Linked DNA regions of Homo sapiens: region 1 is linked to region 2. Evidence: chromatin contacts called from ENCODE POLR2A ChIA-PET data. All regions are on one chromosome and are shown on one strand. The core of a region is the stretch at or near the end of the contact, and the rest is flanking DNA. Distances in the headings are between cores, read along the strand shown.

Region 1 (3,851 bases), core at 313-2,812, 9.4 Mb before region 2:
AGATGAGCACAGTCTCCAAGAAGGGAACTCTAGGAGGCGAACCCAAGCTCCACTGGATTCTGCATGTTCTCCCTCAAGCCCCCTGACCATGGGCCTGCAGACGCTCTGAGCATGCCTGCTGTCCCTGTTCTATCAGCTGTCTCCACGGGGTCCCTGGTTTCTCATGCCCAAGGAGTGGGTGACTTGGGTCCACAGACCATCAGTGCAAGAGCAGTCCACTCTTCCCCCATTTACAGATGAGACCGAGGCCAGAGAGGAAAGGAAGACTCCCCAGCAGTCCTGGCTCCCCACCATAGTGCCTAACACATGGCTTCCCTGCCCCCTACCCCATGCTCGCCTGCTCCACCCTCCTCTCCTGCCTCTGCACAGCATTCTGGGCACCTTCTCTCCCCCAGCCTGATCACTTTGTGCAGAAAGAGGTTGCTCAACTAGCCGGGCGTGGTGGTGGGCGCCTGTAATCCCAGCTACTTGGGAGGCTGAGCCAGAGAATTGCTTGAACCCGGGAGGCAGAGGTTGCAGTGAGCTGAGATCGCACCATTGCACTCCAGCCTGGGCGACAGAGCAAGACTCCATCTCAAAAAAAAGAAAGAAACCGGATGCTCATTGTTCACCTGGCCCCTAGACTTCAAGGGTGCGAAGCCTGGACCACAGGCTTGCTCCTGTCTGGGGCCATGCAAGCATGGAGCCAAGCAAGAGAACACTTAGGGTTGTCTGCTGGACAGACGAAGGAAGGCATGGCTGATGGTGGTGTGAGACGATGCGCCTGGCTGCTTTCCTTCCTGGCCCTAAGCACACTCTTCATACTCTCCAGCAGCAGCAGCAGGAACTTCTCCCTCACTCCTTGCCGTCCCCCCACTTCCATCTCTCCCTGTCCCTGCTCACCACTCCCCAGGTCCTCCACCCCCACTCCACCTCTCTGCCCTCATGTTTTTCTCTTCCCCATCTCTCCCCTCCCCGGCGCGCGCGTGCACACACACACACACACACACACACACACACACACACACACGGGTTCAAGAACCAGTGGAGCGAAATCTGTCCTTTGCCAGCCAAGCCCCAGCCTGTACCTCCAAGCCCTGCCTCCCACCCTGCCTCCCCTTCCCTGGTGTCACATTCCAATCTCAGATCCCCAGTGACCCACCAGGAACAGGGCACAGCTCTGCCTCAATCACTGGGGAACAGGATGAGCCAGTTTCTCCCAGCCCCCTCAGGAAGCAGCCTGGGGAAGCTGCCCGCCACCTCCCCCTGCCCCCCGACCCCACCAAGCCCCTCACCCCACTCATCTAAAGGCTGACAGCACAAGATCCACACAGACCTGAGCATGCCCTTGCTAAAGATCAAAGGGGCCCACGGGAGACAATGTTGGGGCTCTCACCCTCTCCACCTCACCTGGCCCTCCTGCCAGGAAGCATTTCTGAGCGTCCTGTGTTCTAGGCCTCGCCCTTGGCACTGGGCCGGAGAGAGCAAGGAGACGTGCTTTCAGGCCTCGATGCTTCAGCCTCATGGGGAGGACAGACACTGGCAGAATTGCCGATAATTCCGTGATAAACGCTATGCCACGAGTATAGACAAAGGGAGATGACTCATTCTGCCTCGGAGGTCAGAGGAGGAGGAGACAGGACGTCTGTTTTGGTCTGGGGCGGCAGGGAGGAAGGTGAGGGGCATCCCAGGTGGAAGGAACAGCCCAGCCCGATGCACAGAGGCAAGGATGCACATGGCTGCACCTTAACAAGGAGGTGCCAGCTGTGGCTGGAGGGGACAGGACTGAATGAGGACAGGGCAGGCAGAGGACACCAGAAATGGCCCTGGACAGCATGGGAAGAACTACAGATGGGACCTTTATTCATAAGGCAGCAGGAGCCACTGGAGGTTATCTGCTGGGTTTAGAACGATCGCTCTGACAGTGCTGCTGGCCAGCACCTGGGAGGGGACAGGATGGAGGCAGGGAGGCCAGTGAGGAGGTCCCAGCAACAGCCCAACCTCTTCCGCCACCATTCTTTCTGAGCCAAGTCCTCCCCTCTTGTTTGGCTACAGCACACAGGCCACATCCCTTCCAGCTTCCAAAGACTCGCTCTGCTCACTGTGTTCCCTCTGCCAGGAATGCTCCTCTCACTCTTACCTCGCCGTGCCTGAAGCACCTGCTCAAAGGCCCCTCCTCCAGGAAGCCTCCAGCTCTGGTCGAGGCCTTGGCTATGAGCTGGGTCCCAATCACCCACTGGGCTGTGACCTTCTTGTGGTCAAGTGCAGGGATGCTTCCTGCTTGGACCCCGACATTAAGCACAGAACTTTGGAAACAGTGGGTCCTTGGAAAATCCCTGTTCCCTTGGGCCCAGTGCCCAGGTGCCTCTCCCGCAGAGACGCTGCTCTGCGCACACCGTTGCTGTTGCACCTCCTCCCTCCCTGTGGAGCCACACGTTGGATAGGGGAGGAAAAAGACACCCATGCCATGGCCACAGGCAGCTGTGGAAAGCAATGCATTTCAAACATGGGCTGCCATGGAGATAGAACAGCAATAACAATACAACAATGACGGCAGCAATCAGCATTTATTGGCAAAAGCACTGCTCTAAACTTCATATGGATTAACTCACTGCATCTTTACTTCAGTACCGTGAGGTCTGTACTGTTATTCTCCTGATTGTAAAGATGGGGACACTGAGGCACAGAGAGGTAAATGGCCTGTTCAGTATGTGGTGGAGCCAGGAGTCAACCCAGAACTTGCCCTGAAGGACTTCGCCACACAACCAACCTCTCCAAGACAAACGGAGAGGAAAAAGGAAGCTGCCGAGGAAGAGCCCACAGTATGTCCTCACTTGGGGAAAAAGAAAACTATGCATGGATTGGTATATGTAATATACATACATACATACATATATATATATATATATATATATATATATATATATGCATTAAGTGAGTAACAAAAAGTCTGGAAGGATACGTTCAAACTATTAACTGGGGTTACCTGCAGGGAGGGTGCCAAGGGAACTTTTACTTTTACTACATATATTTCTGGCTTATTTGCATTTTTCACCCAAGTATCCAAGTGTTACTTGAGTAGTTTAACATGAGAGGAATTATTAGGGTTGCAATTAACATTTGTTGCATGAATAGATGGCAAATTCATTTCCTAGGCTTGTTTTTTTCAAATTCTGGGTATGACCCATCAGTGGATTGCAAAATTAATTTCGTGGGTAGCAATCAGTAATTAAAAAAAAAACAAATACACAAGAACAAAAAGGATTACAGACCAGCAGACACAGTAAGGGAGTTATTTCAGTAAACTTTTGTTTCAGCTATATACAGTGTGACCTGTGTAGTTACCTACGATGTATTTCTTACTATAGGTCACGGGCAAGAATTTGAAAGCAATTGGTCTAGGCTTGGGAGTCTAAAGAGGAGTAAGGCTGGGTGCAGTGACTCACTCCTGTAATCCCAGCACTTTGGGAGGCCAAAGAGGGAGGATCGCTTGAGCCCAGGACTTCAAGACCAGCCATGGCAAGACCCCTGTCTCTAGAAAAAAAAAAAAATTTAAAATTAGCTACGTGTGGTGTCGGGCGCCTGTGATCCCAGCTACTCAGGAGACTGATGCTGGAGGATCGCTTGAGCCCTGGAGGTTGAGGCTGAAGTGAGCTGTGTTTGTGCCAAGGCACTCCAGCCTGGGCCACACAGCAAGACCCTGTCTCAAAAATAAAACAAAGAGGAGTAAGACAGGGTCCCTGCCTATGAGAGCCCCACAGTCTAGTGGAAGAGAAAGGCAGCTCCAGTACCCCTGAGTTCCCTTTATCTCCACAGAAGCCAGAGGGATGCTAGGCTGGTGGGAAAGGTCCTATTTTGCCCACTCCACAGTT
Region 2 (4,026 bases), core at 1-2,500:
AATCGTCGCGCGCGTTTGTTACGTCATCCGCGTGCGCCGCGGGCAGAGACTGGACCTGCCAGCGCCGGGGCGACTACGCCCCGCCCACTTTTCCCCAGCCACCCGGCCGAATTCTAGGTTCTTGGTGGGGAGAGGTTTATCCCCAGGTGGTTTCTCCCACAAATCTGTCTTGAACTGACGTTTGTGAAAATACATTCAGTTCCCCGTCCCCGCGGGGACAGTTAAGTAATGACATCAGTTAGTTAAGGCCATAAAGCAAGCATGTGAAAGTTGTGCTTTGGTGGCATTACGAGGAAGCCCTTCTCTGCTTGGCAAGATCAGGGAGACTGAAAGATGCTTAGAAGTCATCCACCAGGCGGGCTGTGTTTGAGTTCCTGAGCTCTGCTACCCCATCCATCTGAAGGCCTGCGGGATGCCGGACAGGATGTCACTTAGGAGGGAGACGGAGGCTGGGCGCGGTGGCTCCCGCCTGTAATCCGAGCACTTTGGGAGCCCGAGGCGGGCAGATCGCTTGAGCCCAGGAGTTCGAGACCAGTCTGGGCAACATGGCGAAACCATGTCGCTACAGAAAAATACAAAAATTAGCCGGGTGTGGCGGTGCAAGCCTGCGATCCCAGCTACTTGGTGGGCTGAGGTGGGAGGATCGCTTGAGCCCGGGAGGTCGAGGCTGCAGTGAACCGAGATGGCGCCGCTGCACTCCAGCCTGGGCGATAGAGCGAGACCTCGTCTCAAAAAAATCAGAGAGGGCCAGGGGCTGTGTTTCACGCCTGTAATCCCAGCACTTTGGGAGGCTGAGGCGGGTGGATCACCTGAGGTCAGGAGTTTGAGACCAGCCTGGCCACATGGTGAAACCCCGTCTCTACTAAAAATACAAAAAAAAAAAAAAAAAAAAAAATTAGCCGGGCGTGGTGGTGGCAGGTGCCTGTAATCCTAGCTACTCAGGAGGCTGAGGCCGGAAAATCCCTTGAACCTGGGAGGCGGGGGTTGCAGTGAGCCGAGATCGCGCCACTGCACTCCAGCCTGGGCGACAGAACCAGGCTTCGTCTTAAAAAAAAAAAAATCAGAGAAAAGAGACAGGGGTGTCGGGAGTTGGGATGGTGCACCGAGGCGCCTCGCGGAGTCTCTAGGAAGCGAGGGGGTGAGCAGCGAGAAGGAGCTGGAGGTGGCGAGGAAACCCGCTCACCGGTGACGTCACCGAGCGCCCCCCCACCCCCATCCCCACCCCCAAGCGAGCACCTGCCCCTCCCGGGGGCGGAGCTCCGGCGCATCATGGCGGCTGGCCGGGCCCAGGTCCCTTCCTCCGTGAGTGCTGCTATTACGTCTCTTGTTCCTTTTTTCTTGTTTGTCACAGATACTCTTTCTCTTCCTATTTCCTCTGCCTTGTCTCTCTGGGCTCGCTGGCCGCGTCCGGCCCATGGGTGAGGGGGTTGTGAGTCGGTCCGCTCCTACCTCTTACTGGTTCTGCGAATGTTTATTCCCTCATTCACGCGGCGCCCGCTGTGAGCCTTAAACTGGTCTCCGTTCACTCTCTAGGGTTTAATCCTGGTGGGAAACCAGGAGCAGGTTAATGGGGGAACTATGGGGCTGTGGGTTCCTGGAGAAGACCCTTGACGGAGCTGTAGGGGAAAAGGGCAACCATAATAAGTAAAAGCGTCTGAGACCCGAAGTGCGTGTAGAAGGCAAAAAGCGCCGAAAGGGGCTGGGTGTGGTGGCTCACGCTTGTAATCCAGCACTGTGGGAGGCGGAGGCGGGCGGATTACTTGAGGTCAGGAGTTCGAGACCAGCCTGACCAACATGGTGAAACCTCATCTCTACTAAAAATACAAAAATTAGCCGGGCGTGGTGGCGCGCACCTGTAATTCCAGCTACTCAGAAGGTTGAGGCAGGAGAATCGCTTGAACCGGGTAGACGGAGGCTGCAGTGAGCTGAGATTGTGCCACAGCACTCCAGCCTGGGCAACAGAGCGAGACTCTGTCAAAAAAAAAAAAAAAAAAAAAAAAGCGCCGGAAGGGGTTTCAGGACGGAAGCAAACACATATTCAAAGGCAGGAGGATAGAGCAGGTGTCTGAAAAACTCAAAAGTTCAGTTGGGTGGTGGTGGAGGGGTCAGAGCTGACAGTTTTGTACCTCTTGCTAAGCAGCGACTTTAACATGAGGGTAATTGGGTGTGGTGGCACACGCCGGTAATCCCAGCTGCTCAGGAAGCTGAGCAGGGAACCACGGAAGTGGAGGTTGCAGTGAGCCGAGATCGCGCCACTGCACTCTAGCCTGGACGACAGAGCCAGACTCCATCTCAAATAAATAAATAAATAAATAAATAAATAAATAAATAAATAAATAAGATGTTAAGAAAATACAATCTAAAGGATTGGTTTGTGTGCGTGTGTGTGTGTGTGTGTTTTGAGACGGAGTCTAGCTTTGTCACCAGGCTGGAGTGCAGTGACGCGATCTCGGCTCACTGCAACCTCTGCCTCCCAGGTTCAAGCGATTCTTCTGCCTCAGCCTCCCGAGTAGCTGGAATTACAGGCATACAGGCACGCGCCGCCATGCCCAGCTCATTTTTGTATTTTTTTTCTTTTTTTTAAGTACAGACGGTGTTTCACCATGTTAGCCAGGATGGTCTCGATCTCCTGACGTCGTGATCTGCCCGCCTTGGCCTCCGAAACTGCTGGGATTACAGGCGTGAGCCACTGCACCCAGCCAGGACTGGGACCTATGTAGGGAAAGGAAGGAGCTAAGGAGGACATCTAGGTTTCAGGATAGAACAACTGTTTGGTTAAGGGTACTATTTGCTAAGTTAGTGAACATAACACTAGAAGAGTTCTAGAAAAGGACAGGGTTTTGTGGAAAGTTCAGTGTTGGGCATGTGTGCTGCCTGTGGATTGGCCATGGAGAGTCTGGCAGATGGATAGGACTAAAGCTCAGGAATGAGATCTCAGCTAAAGTAGACATACAGGAACAATCATCATCTGGCCATGGCTGTTAAACCCATGCAGTGGTTGAGATAATTGTGGGAAAGCATATTGTGTTCTTAAACTTCAGCCTGTATTAATCTGGATCTTCCTCTTCCTCCCTCCTTTTTTTTTTTTTTTTTTTTTTTGAAACAAGGTCTTACTCTGTCACCCAGGCTAGAGTGCAGTGGCACCATCATGGCTCACTGCAGCCTCAACCTCCCTGGGCTCAAGCGATCCTCCCACCTCAGCCTCCCAAGTAGCTGGGACTACTGGCGTGTGCTACCACGCCAGGCTAACCCAGCTAATTTTGAATTGTTTTAGAGTTTCACCATGTTGCCCAGGCGGGTCTCAACCTTCCCAGGCTAAGGTGATCCTCCCACCTCAGCCTCCCAAGTAGCTGGGACTACTGGCATGTGCTACCACGCCAGGCTAATCCAGCTAATTTTGAATTGTTTTAGAGTTTCACCATGTTGCCCAGGCGGGTCTCAACCTTCCCAGGCTCAGGTGATCCTCCCACCTCAGCCTCCCGAGTAGCTGGGACTACAGGCACGAGCCACCATGCCCAGCTAATTTTTCTTTTTTGTAGAGACGGGTCTTTGCCTTGTTGCCCAGACTAGTAGTGAACTACTGGGCTCGAGCGATCCACCTTGGCCCCCCAGAGTGCTGGGATTACAGGCGAGAGCCACCACATCCAGTCTGCTCCATTTTTACTCAGTAGATGAAAACACGAATTTGCCTTTTTAACAAAACTTAGGTAATTTTACCTTGAAGCCATGGGATCACTTTGAGAGACAGTCGTATTCAGTGCACCAAGCAAAGGATAGGCCATCCGAGAAACAGGAACTACAAAAGAATACTGGGAGAGGAAGACAAAAAGCGTGAGAGTCGGAACTTTGCTTATACTGGTGGGGCAACTCTGAATGGTGATTTGGTCTGCCTTCCACAACTCTGACCATGAATGAGTGTGTGGCTGAAGTGGGCTGAAAGTCAGTGGTAGGGCTGTCCACAAGGATGCTGAAGACATCTAGAACTTGAAGACTTTTTTTTCCTTTTAACTTTTATTTTAGATTCAG

The links. ChIA-PET counts read pairs that join two places held with the same protein, here RNA polymerase II (POLR2A).
Region 1: POLR2A ChIA-PET joins it to region 2 with 10 read pairs in activated naive CD4-positive, alpha-beta T cell. The contact joins the enhancer-like site here to the promoter of CTC1 in region 2. POLR2A ChIA-PET finds 5 or more read pairs at or near these places in 2 of 52 experiments (activated CD4-positive, alpha-beta T cell and activated naive CD4-positive, alpha-beta T cell).

What each region holds. Positions count from the first base shown.
Region 1 is chr17:17,683,727-17,687,577 of GRCh38, reverse strand. The region is part of intron 1 of RAI1 (retinoic acid induced 1); the gene reads right to left. Among named protein-coding and RNA genes, the nearest start is that of RAI1, 4.2 kb to the right of the region's middle. Within about 2 kb of position 1,562, at least 22 of the 41 ENCODE cell types and tissues checked have a DNase peak (open chromatin) inside an H3K27ac peak, as active enhancers do.
Region 2 is chr17:8,245,280-8,249,305 of GRCh38, reverse strand. It overlaps CTC1 (CST telomere replication complex component 1), which reads left to right and starts at 1,250. Exons shown (of 23, transcript NM_025099.6): 1 at 1,250-1,302. The coding sequence starts at 1,270. PFAS (phosphoribosylformylglycinamidine synthase) reads right to left here and starts at 17. Exons shown (of 28, transcript NM_012393.3): 1 at 1-17. RefSeq lists enhancers at 1-589, 714-833, 1,314-1,453 and a silencer at 1,174-1,223.